Linked DNA regions of Homo sapiens: all the other regions are linked to region 4. A link is a contact called in ENCODE Hi-C or POLR2A ChIA-PET data. All regions are on one chromosome and are shown on one strand. The core of a region is the stretch at or near the end of the contact, and the rest is flanking DNA. Distances in the headings are between cores, read along the strand shown.

Region 1 (2,700 bases), core at 147-2,646, 890 kb before region 4:
GTGGCAGGAGCCTGTAATCCCAGCTACGCGGGAGGCTGAGACATGAGAATCGCTTGAGTCCAGGAGGTGAAGGTTGCAGTAAGCCGAGATCGCCCCGTTGCAATTCAGCCTGGGCGACAAAAGTTAAACTCCATCTTAAAAAAAAAAAAAAAAAAAAAGGCCGGGCACGGTGGCTCACTTCTGTAATCCCAACACCTTGGGAGGCCAAGGCGGGTGGATCACCTGAGGTCGGGAGTTCGAGACCAGCCTGACCAACATGAAGAAACCCCTCTACTAAACACACAAAATTAGCCGGGCGTGGTGGCGCATGCCTGCAATCCCAGCTACTCGGGAGGCTGAGGCAGGAGAATTGCTTGAACCCGGGAGGCGGACGTTGCGGTGAGCGGAGATCATGCCATTGCACTCCAGTCTGGGCAACAAGAGCGAAACTCCGTCTCCAAAAAACAAAACAAAACAACTAAATTTGAAGTGCAACAGTTTCTTCTCGTTTTTCCAGTTTTACAGAAAACCCAAAAGAAGGGCAGCTAAGGTGGATAATGATGCCTACCACGCACCCTAAGAGTAGGTAAAGGGGAAAAAATGAAATCCACGTGGGACTGCGAGTAGTTTTCGCCTTTTCCCGAAGACGCACACAATGCGCTTAGGTATACCTCGCGCAGAGGTCTCTGCAGAGAGGAAAGCCACCGTGAGAAGAGCGGGGAGCCCCCAGGCAAGAAGGCAGTGGCTTGTGTGTAGTGAACCGAAATGCGACACCAAGGAACTGCAACAGGATTCTCCTTTCCACTTGAAATGTGACTCCCAGCGAGACACCTACCCTTGACGCTCCCTGGACAGTGCGGCACGGTCGGGCCCACTAACCAAGGCAATTTGCGCCCGACCGAATCAGGTGCTTCAAAATCCCCCCTGGTGAGCCGCGCGTTAACCACACATAAAACAGTCAACGCAGAAGGAGCGAGAACGTTCGGCCGAAAAGCCCGGCACAGAGAAGGGAGGGGTGCTGAAAGCCGCGGACTGCAGCCGCTGGCCTGGCTGCCGCCCCGAAACAACGCCCACGCCCGGGAGAAGGGCAGGCTGGCGTCCAGGTAGGACTCCCTCAGGCCGCCCCGCCAGGGGCCGCGCCGAGCGGAGCGGCTGGACCCCAACCCTGCCGGCCGCCGCCGAGGTGCGCAGCCCGCAGCCCCACACCCACGGCCTTTGCAACACCCCAACCGTTGAACTGCGCCCCTACACGCCCGGCGTCTGCGGCTCCCAGGCCGGTGCCGATGACGTCAGACTTACGTCAGGCGTGACGCCACGGCTGGGAGGAGTGAGGACGGCGCGGGAGGGCGTTTCCGGAGCACGCGCCGGGCGGGGGCCGCTGACGTCGGGCTCAGGTGCGCGCGCCCGCCCGCACGGCCCAGTTGGCGGCGCGCACTCCAGGTGGCGGCCGGCTGCGGTGAGGGGACCGCCAGCGGCGAGCAGTCCCGGCGGCCCTGGGGTCTGCGGCCGGGGGCGCGGCGGGAGGGCGTCTGGGCCTGCGCTCACGTGACGGGCGGGGAGGTTTGTGTAGGGGCTGCGAGCCGGGTGGGCGCGGGCCCGGGAGCGCGAGGCTGACTGTCCGGCCCCACCCCTCGCGGGCCAGCCCTTCGCCGCGCGGAACCTTCCCTCGGGCAGGGGCCGGCCCCGCCGCTCACTTCCCGCGCCCGCTCGCCGCTGACCGGAGTTGTCTCCTCCTCCGCAGGGCCGCGGCCAGAGGGCTAGAATCCGCGCCTTCCGAGGGAGCCGCGCCCTGCGGGCCCCACCGTACCCGAGGGGATGGAGGGCTGCCCCCGAGGCCCCCGCGCGGCTCGCGGTCCCACGCCTGCCGGCCCGCGCTAGCTACTCGACTCGTGCGCTAAATTTATCCGTCACCCAGGCCTTGTCTCCCGAGTCATTGGCGTCGTGGTTCAAAAGAAATGGAAGAAAAGGAGCGATGTGACCGATTGTGTTCGGTCCTCCTGCTTTGAGGCCTGGCATTTGCAGAGGGAAACAGCAAGAAAATCGTGGGGATTTTGGAGGGGGGTGGGAGGGAAGGGTGGGGAAACGGAAACAAGGTCTTACATTTTATGTGTTTTTTTAAATTCTGCACTTTGACAGTGGTAGCAAAATAAAAGTAATCCAAAAGTTATTTTTCTATTGAGAAGAGAGAAGAGGTGGGTTTTATTTTTTTCCTTTTGATTCCAATCTTTTCTCCCAGTGACAAAGCATAAATCATGGACACCAGAGAATAAGGTGGACCTCAGGAATCCGGAAAAGACTGAGAAGCTTACATTCTTCCTCTAGAGGGAAGAGTGGGGTGTTTATAGCCATCTCTGGAACCTAAAACAAAAAACATGAGTTGTGTGCCATGGAAAGGAGACAAGGCCAAATCTGAATCATTGGAGCTGCCCCAGGCAGCACCCCCACAAATCTACCATGAGAAACAGCGCAGGGAGCTTTGTGCCCTCCACGCCCTCAATAACGTCTTCCAGGACAGCAATGCCTTCACCCGGGATACGCTGCAAGAGATTTTCCAGAGGTAGGGGACCCTTCTCCTTGGCATCTTGATACTGATATTTCTGGATTTCTGTGGGTGGGGCAGTGTCTCAGCTTCATAAACCTTCAAAGCTGTAGGTATTAGCTAGATTGCGTTAGCAGGTATAAGGGACACAAGACATGAAAAGATAATCACTACCATTTATC
Region 2 (2,700 bases), core at 27-2,526, 590 kb before region 4:
CCAATTTAGTTTTTTAGTGCTGGCCTAAGAATCTACCGGCACTGCTAATTAATTGTGAGTAATTGATTGGCTTCCTTTTTAAAAAAGACTAACCAGACCATATGGGGGGTTAGTAGTTATATATAAAATGACAGCAAAACATGACACTTGGCAAATTCTTCCCCTTTGCTGAGCTGTCTTCTCAAATTCCTTTTCCTATTTATTAAGATTGCATTGCTCACCAGCTCCGGATCGTTTCTGTAGTGCGTTCTTTCTTTTGATTTAGGAAATAGATATTTTAAATGCTTTTCTTGATGTGTTTTAAAGTTTTTTCATTTTGGATATGCCGAAGGCCAGTAAAAAAACAAATATTTGGCTATTTTGTTGGTAGCGACTTGCATAGATCCATTTCACATTTGCATTAGTTTGCATTTTGGGGTAGAAAAATTGTGGATATGTTTGTTATGTCTGTGGTTCCTCGAGGCTTACTTAAAATGGGGAAATATCACAGGCCTTAGGAATCAGGATTTTTTTTGTCCTTTTTTTCAGTAAGAAAAAAAAAACAGTTGGGAAACGATTTAAATGAGTTGTGCGTAGGGAGGAGGGGAAAGGGTAGCGGTTTTTTGTTTTTTTTTGTCCCCGGTTTCCTCCAAATGGATTTCTATCAAAACCAAGTAGATTCTTGGAACCTAGTCTAAGTTTAGAAATCTCAAGTTAGAATAGCGCAAGCCCAGTCCTTTCAGAAAAAAAAAAATCAGAACAATTAAATAGCTTTCTGAAGATACTCATTTAAAAACTTTATCTTCTCGACCTTCCTCACGCTTGAAGAAAATCTGAGGTGTTTTTCGCGCACAGCTGCCTTCTAACCCGCGAGCAACGGCGTTAAGGTTTTGTTTGTAATTCGGGGTGACCCAGGAGTTCGGGCCGCGGGCCCCTCCCCTCGCCCGGGCACACCTTGCAGAGGAGGGGGCGGCGGGGACGGGACCCGGGTCTGCGCCTGCGCACACCCTCGCGGCCCCCCCCGCCCCCCCCGCCGGGTACCTGTCACGGCTACCGCCGCGGCGCTCGCCCGCCACGTTAAATCGGATGGCGGGAGTAGGGGTATGGGGCGGGGGGCGCGGGGAGGGTGGCACGGCGCGTGCGTGCGCGGGAGTCGCCGAGCGATAACTGGGAGTGCGCGCGCTCGCCGCTCGCTCGCGTCCCGGAGGCGGAGTCTGTGGCGGGGGGCGGAGCGGGGGCGGGCCTATGCTAGTCACGTGGGCGCGGGGGCGGGGTGGGGCGGGGCGGGGCGTCTCCGAGCGGCGGGCCGAGGGAGGGCGCAGCAGCTGCTCCCTGAACACTTTCTGACCCAACAGTCCCCCAGCGCCGGACGCGCCGCGCCCTGGCGGCTCTAGGGACCCCCCCCGCGCCTGCACTTAGCCCCGCGCCCGAGGTGAGCCCGGCCCCTAAATCCTCCGGGCGGGGGTGGGGGTGCGGGACGCTCCTTTTTTGTTGGGGGTCTTGGAGGCGCGAAGGCACTAGGCGCCTCGGCAGATGGCTGCACCCCTCGCTTGCGGCTCCCCGTGTCTTTTGGGGGGCCGGGTGCGGGCGCGGAATCCGGGAGGTGTCCGCACAAAAGGCCGAGAAAACTGCGCGAGGCCTCCCTCCCTCCGCCCTCCCCGCCCCCTCCCCTCCGCGCCCGCTCCTCCTCTTTCAAACCCGGCCGGCCCGAGTGGAGTCAGCTCAGTCCCGGCAGCCGCCGCGCGAGGAAATGGCCGAGGGGCCGGAGCCACAGGTAAAGGGGGGCGCCCCCCGCCCGCGCCAGCCGGGGCGCCCGCCTGGTCCTGCGGAGGCTCCCGCGCCGCCCCCGAGGCGCCCGGCTCTCGTTGTCTTGTCCCCCCCCAGGATGACCTCAGTTCCCCGTCTCAGCTTTCTAGCTGCTCTTTCTAGGGCGCCCCCTCCCCAGCCGGCTCCTGCGCTTCCGCTGGCGGGAAGGTGCGGGCGATCCCGGGCTGCATCCGCTCTTGGCCGTCACACTCACGCCGCACGATTCAGAAGGGCTTGGGGTGCGGGGTTCCCTGAATCTCCGCCGGGAGCGGGGGTCCGGGGGTCTGCGGGGGTGGGCGGTGGGGGGCTGTTCCGAAAAGTTGGGTCGCCCCGCGGGGCGGGTCTCCCAATTTGCCCAGTCGGCCCTTGGGGCGCGGGCGGAGGGGGGACGTTGGCGTAGGGTCCCCCGCGATACCCCGGGAAGGGCCGGGGGAAGTTGGAAATGGCCAAAACAATGCGTCGGGACAGGCTTCCCCCGTAAACAATGGCCGGGACGGTCCACACGGGCCAGGCGGAGGGCGCGTCTAAGGGACCGCGGGAGGGGCTGGGCCTCTCCGCGGACCCCGAGGTGCGCCGGGTGACTCCCTCGGGTGCCCAAAAATCTGTCCCCGGGAGTCCTGGGGCGCCTGCTTATCCCTGAGCAGGGATGCACGGGGCTGCGTTTCCTGGATGTGTGCGATAAGGTGGCTTTTTTTTCCCTCCTCTAATTTTAAAGATTTTTCTTAAGTCTTAATGTTCTATAAACACTTAAAGAATATCTTTACAACTCAATTGTAGTGGAACACCCAAAGGCAGCTGGAAGCAGAACTGGGAACTCTAAAGGGCAGGAAGGATTGAAATGCTAGCCCAAAAGTGCTGCTGCTTTTTTTTTTTTTCTTTTCTTTTTTTAAAGGGAAGTTTCTGCCAGGAGGTGCC
Region 3 (2,700 bases), core at 103-2,602, 850 kb before region 4:
TTGCCTGCTAGACCTTGGCCCAGCTGCTTTACTTCTCGGGCTTTAACTGGGCACCTTACTCATGACCGCACTAATTCTCATAACACTACAGCTGGGAGCTGTCATCCATGTATTACAGATGAGGAAGGGTCTGGATTAGCTACCTTTTAAGTCAGATCTAATAATCCACAAACAGCTCAGCTGAGATCCTGGGATTCTGGGGCATCCGCGTGCACTTGAGATACAAGCTGTCCCACTGGCCCATGGCAACCTTCTTTCTAGTGAAACTCCCAGGGCGAGCGTGCTCCGCACACAGGAAGTGAAGGGGGAGCACCTGGCTTCCAATGATCACTCTGCGGCTCACCCACAGTGGGACCCCAGCATTTATCCCCCTTGGACTTCGGCTTCTTTCTTTGCACTGAGGAATAATAATAGTACCTGGCTCACAAGATGTTATAGTGTTTTAGTGTTTATAGGAAGCTGTGCACTTGATCCTCACAACGACCCTGGGAAGAGGATCGAGTAAGTAGAGCCTTCCCAGTCCACAGATACTGATACTAATCACTAATCATTGTGTAAAGGTTTTCCGTTTGCAACAGGCCATAAAATATATTATCTTACTTTAATTCTAAGAAAACAAGGGCGGAATCTCTGGTTTTCATCGGATTCTCAAAGATATACGTGTCCCCCAAGGAGTTCAGAGGTAGCCATGTTACGCAGATGCACGGCCCCCAGGGCTGTCGGACTCAAGTAACAGCTGTCAACAAACGTTCACACGCACGATCTCATGCAATCATCTTCACGGCGACCTACGGGGAGGAATTACCGCCCCAATTCACAACCGCGGAGACACACAGAGGAGGGCGGCCACCGCCCGGGGTCGCCCGGCCTCCGTCCCCTTCCCCAGGCCCTCCTGAAGCCTCTCTCCAGGCGAGGCCCGGACGTCCTACTCAGCTCGGGCCCCCGAGTGAACCCAGGCAGCGCTGGCCGGCGACGCCGGACTCGGAGACGTACCTGACGCGTCCCAGAAGCCGGGGTCCAAGCGCTCCCCGAACCCCCAGCAAGGACTCTGTAGCCCAGAGTTACCTTGACCCACCCGCCTCCTGCCGCCTGCCCGCCACGCGCATGCGCTGCCCCGCCCGGCCTCTACCACCGAGGAAAGGGGTAACCGGCGCGGGGGTTCCCAGCGCCAGCCTGCGCCAATCCCCAGAAACTCCGTGAATCACCTCGGGATAGCAAACGGATTATACAAAGGCAGTGTCTTCTGGGGTCCTTTTCATGCCTCTAGGACCAGGACCTGCATTCACCCTCTCCACTGACACATTGGTCTGGGCCCCCGGCCCGGCTGTCACCATAGAAACGGCATCTCGCGGACAACGCGGCGGCTCACGAAGGTTCCATTGTTATGCTAAACGGGAAAGTGGAGACCGCGCCGGCGTTGCCTAGAGAACGCCTGGACTCAGAGTAGCAAAATGGGCCTCTCCCCAACTCCCCTCCTCATCCCCCAGCACAAGGCAAAGGGCACCCCTTGCTGTGAGTTTGGGGGCACCGGCTGTCGGGGGCCGACCCAGAACTTTGCGGGGTCCCCTGAGGGACCCGTGGCGGGACCGGCCCCGGGTTCGTCAAATTCCGCCGATGCTTTCAGGTAAGACGGACGGACAGACGCACCATGACCCACCTCTGGCAGCCTGCCCCCTCCCCGTGCCGTTATGGCGGCTTCTACAAGCAAGGGAAGCTGAGGCCCAGGGACTACTTAAAGGTTGCATTGTGAGGAAGGGACAGAGAACTACTGGAGAATCAACTCCAGATCTCCTAGAGTCCTAAAAGCGTGTGTTATTGGTTCCGTCTGATAAGTGCAGAAACTTAGGCCGTTCAAGGAGTTTACCGGCTGCCTAGTGGGTGTATCAGGGCATCCAGTGAGGGGCAGGACCCAGGGGTCTTTGACTCCAAGCGCAGTTCTCTTCCAACTACACCACCCTGCATTAAAAGAGGGGAGACTTCCATGTCCTAGAACTAAAATCTTCACAATCTGGCTTAGCATTGTGCAATAGAAACATAAAGCAGGCCACATATGTGATTTGGAATTTTCTAGTAGCCACATTTTTTAAAAAGTAAAAAAGAAAGCCAAGTGAAATTAATTTGAGTAATGTTTTAAACTCCATATGTCCAAAACATTACTATTTCAAGATATAATCAGTATTTCTAAATTTGCACTGCTTCCATTTAAAAATTTAATTTTTTTTTTTTTTAAGACAGAGTCTCACTCTGTTGCCCAGGCTGGGATTGCAGTGGCATGATCTCGGCCTCCCGGGTTCAAGCGATTCTGCTGTGTTCACCTCCCAAGTAGCTGGAATTACAGGCACCCACCACCATGCCCGGCTAATTTTTTGTATTTTTAGTAGAGATGGCGTTTCACCATGTTGGCCAGGCTGGTCTCGAACTCCTGACCTCAGGTGATCTGCTTGACTCGGCCTCCCAAAGTGCTGGTATTACAGGTGCGGGCCACTGCGCCTGGCCAAAATTTGAATTAATTAAAATTAAAATTTTACTCTTGGCTGTTCTATCTATGGAGTAGCCATTCTTTTATTGCTTTACTTTAAAAAAATTTTACTTTTTTTTTTTTTCGAGACAGAGTCTCGCTCTGTCGCCCAGGCTGGAGTGCAGTGGCATGATCTTGGCTCACTGCAACCTCCGACTCCTGGGTTCACGCCATTCTCCTGC
Region 4 (2,700 bases), core at 176-2,675:
CTGCCAGAATCACACCCCCAAAGGTAGGTGCCTGAGATACCAGTCCCCGAATTCTAAAGCCCAGAGTGAACACAGCTGACCTTAGGAGCAAACAGCCAGAGGGGAAAGTTCACACAGCCTGGGAAAGGCAAAAACAGGATGAGAACTTGGGTCTCCTAATTTCCCATCTTTTGACCGGCTCTAAGCTTCCCCTGAGGGAGAGAAGGGATTACCTGGGACCTCTGTTTTACAAATGAGTGCAACAGCACCAAGGGTTCTATGCCTATTTCCTGGGCAGAAGGCAGCTTTGGGAGCTTGTTGATGATTACCACTCACCTGAGGCCTGACACGAATAAGTCAGGTGTAACCACTGGTTAGAGTGAAATGAGGGAGGGCTGGGAGTGGTGGCTCACGCCTGTAATCCCAACACTTTGGGAGGCTGAGGCGGGAGGATCACTTGAGGTCAGGAGTTCGAGACCAGCCTGGCCAACATGGTGAAACCCAGTCTCCACTAAAAATACAAAAATTAGCCGGGTGTGCTGGCACGTGCCTGTAGTCCCAGCTACTTGGGAGGCTGAGGCATGAAAATCGCTTGAACCCGGGAGGCAGAGGTTGCAGTGAACCGAGATCTCGCCACTGCACTCCAGCCTGGGCGACAGAGCAAGACGAGACTCCATCTCAGAAAAAAAAAAGGAAAGAAAGAAATGAGGGAGACCTGGCAGGGCCAACTCATCATGTGATTTCTGTGGCAGCCCTGGGACCCCTTGCTTGCTATGAGTTTACCCAGCAAGCTGTCCTCTCTGGCCAGTCAGGCAATGTTCCAGCTCCAATATTCCAGCGCTGCCTGCAGCTAGCTGGGGGCTTTTGGGCAAGCCATTTCACATCTGTGGATTTCAGCCTCTTCGTTTGTAAAGTGGAATTAGTCATTCCTGCGTCTAGAAGTTAGCAGGAGTTCACGTGCAGCAACAATTGGTAGAGACCTTCACAAAGGAGCCGCTCAAGAAATGCGGGTTTTCTTGCTGGGCAAATCGCCTCCCTCCGTCAAAAGGGTTTAACCAGGCAAGAGTCAATATTAGGAAGCCATAAAGTCGCCCTGAGAGATGCGAAGGGGAACAGTAGCTAAGAGTGTAGGAGCCGCCCACCCCCACCTCCAGGACCTCCATTCCAGCGCAAGCTCGGGAAAGGTCTTGGAACGACTCCCGGAACGGAGCGTTACCTCCGGAGACGCCGTCCACGCGGATGTGCGGCCCCTGACGGGACGTGATGACCCGCTCACTCTTCCAAGTGCCAGCTCCGCGGATGCCTTCCAGCTCCCCCTCCAGAATGCCACGCAGCTGGGCCAGCGCTGACTGTGCGCGGCGGCCGCGGGGCACCCAGAAGAGTGCGGCGCGCCAGGCGTTCCCAGGCCACATCGCTCCTACCTCGCCCGAGCGCGCCTGCCTGCCTGGGAGCCGTGCGCATCGCGGACGCAGCCTGGTCGCGTGGCCGGGGGCCGGGCTCCAGCAGCCAATCGGAGCTAGGGGGGCTCGCTTAAAAAGGCGGGGAGGCGGGCCTAGGACGGGTGGGCGGGGCCTGGCGGGATCCGCCAGGGACCGAGAGGCTTGACTTGTAAGTTGAGACTGCCGAAGTCCGGATGGCAGAGGGGAGGGAAGGGGGCGGAGGAAGTCGCGTCAGGGCCAAGCCCACCAGACTCCCCACCGCATTCCCACGTACTCACCTCTCGGCCGGAAATGGGGTACCCTCTGGACCCCAAAGGCAGAAGCCTAGAAGCCGGCTAAGGCACGTTCCGCAGCCTCCGGGACTAAGGATTCCTGGCTTCTGTCCAGCTCCTGAACCCTCCCCCGCCATTCTCAGGTGCAAACGCCCCAGATGTCCCCACTGCCTGCCCGCCTAACCGCTCCGCATTCATTCTCCAGTCTTCAAAGTGAGGAAAAATACACCGCTCAGTTTCTCCCTTTTCCAATTTATTTTAAAGTTTTAAAATTACAAAGACAGCAAAATTTTCCCGGCACAAGTAACACTTGTTTAAAAAAGGGGGTGGGGGGGGGACGCGCAAGTGCGCGATTTTTCTATTTTATTAAAAATAAGAGAAAGACAACTGTACAGGTTTTTTCTCCCAGCTCCCGGGTGTGAAACTAAGTACTAGCCCTAGATATGTATATATACACAAACACACACATGCACACAGATCTAGCTCTGTAAAACTACTTAGCAAATCCCAAATCGACTGCAGTAAGTCTTACTATCCACTGCCCGCCCACTCCCCCTCCCCCTCCCGCAGCTACAACTACTTATAATAAAGGACTCAAAAAGAGATCGGGAGGTTTTAAGTGGCCGCAGCCCCACCAAACCAAGCAAAGACACCTCTTGTACAGGAGGAACAAAAATCCAGAGGAAAAGAAAAGTCTTCCTAGGACACAATCCATCGATTGCGTGGAAAAACCTAAGTTTCAACAGGGCACACTGAGGCACTTGGCTGACTCCCCACCCTTCCCCTGAAGTTTTCACTCCGGTTTAACAAGAGAATTTGCTGAAGCCACAAAGATCCCCCAATGGCTACATCCTAGCTGACTGGGAGAAACTATGGCTTCTCCCATCCAGCTGTCACTTGGACCCCACTCCCCTTCCCTAAGAAAATAGGGAGGCCGAAAGCGCAAACTAACAAAAATGAGAAGGAAACTGGGTTTGGGCCCCCACTGCTCACCACTGGGAGGTGGAAGT

Evidence for each region. Hi-C counts contacts between places; a loop is a spot of excess contacts on that map. ChIA-PET counts read pairs that join two places held with the same protein, here RNA polymerase II (POLR2A). Pooled maps may share reads with other maps.
Region 1: a pooled map shows a loop between it and region 4 (4-fold over the local background). The contact joins the promoter of JOSD1 here to the promoter of GCAT in region 4. A Hi-C loop is called at or near these places in 1 of 37 single-sample maps with no recorded cell type and 8 of 50 pooled maps. POLR2A ChIA-PET finds 5 or more read pairs at or near these places in 1 of 52 experiments (HepG2).
Region 2: a map of CD8-positive, alpha-beta T cell shows a loop between it and region 4 (4-fold over the local background). The contact joins the promoter of TPTEP2-CSNK1E here to the promoter of GCAT in region 4. A Hi-C loop is called at or near these places in 1 of 168 maps with a recorded cell type or tissue (CD8-positive, alpha-beta T cell), 1 of 37 single-sample maps with no recorded cell type and 11 of 50 pooled maps. POLR2A ChIA-PET finds 5 or more read pairs at or near these places in 2 of 52 experiments (BJ and HEK293T).
Region 3: a pooled map shows a loop between it and region 4 (5-fold over the local background). The contact joins the promoter of FAM227A here to the promoter of GCAT in region 4. A Hi-C loop is called at or near these places in 1 of 37 single-sample maps with no recorded cell type and 6 of 50 pooled maps. POLR2A ChIA-PET finds 5 or more read pairs at or near these places in 2 of 52 experiments (activated CD4-positive, alpha-beta T cell and activated CD8-positive, alpha-beta memory T cell).

Annotation. Positions count from the first base shown.
Region 1 is chr22:38,699,639-38,702,338 of GRCh38, reverse strand. It overlaps JOSD1 (Josephin domain containing 1), which reads left to right and starts at 1,396. Exons shown (of 5, transcript NM_001360236.2): 1 at 1,396-1,539; 2 at 1,721-2,536. The coding sequence starts at 2,352. RefSeq lists a silencer at 930-1,889.
Region 2 is chr22:38,397,491-38,400,190 of GRCh38, reverse strand. TPTEP2-CSNK1E (TPTEP2-CSNK1E readthrough) reads left to right here and starts at 1,276. Exons shown (of 15, transcript NM_001289912.2): 1 at 1,276-1,753. It also overlaps the pseudogene TPTEP2. RefSeq lists a silencer at 1,219-1,498 and an enhancer at 1,764-2,547.
Region 3 is chr22:38,655,044-38,657,743 of GRCh38, reverse strand. FAM227A (family with sequence similarity 227 member A) reads left to right here and starts at 1,352. Exons shown (of 17, transcript NM_001013647.2): 1 at 1,352-1,624. CBY1 (chibby 1, beta catenin antagonist) reads right to left here and starts at 1,106. Exons shown (of 5, transcript NM_015373.4): 1 at 994-1,106.
Region 4 is chr22:37,806,659-37,809,358 of GRCh38, reverse strand. GCAT (glycine C-acetyltransferase) reads right to left here and starts at 1,425. Exons shown (of 9, transcript NM_014291.4): 1 at 1,196-1,425. The coding sequence starts at 1,391. H1-0 (H1.0 linker histone) reads right to left here. Exons shown (of 1, transcript NM_005318.4): 1 at 1,927-2,700. RefSeq lists a silencer at 1,321-1,610.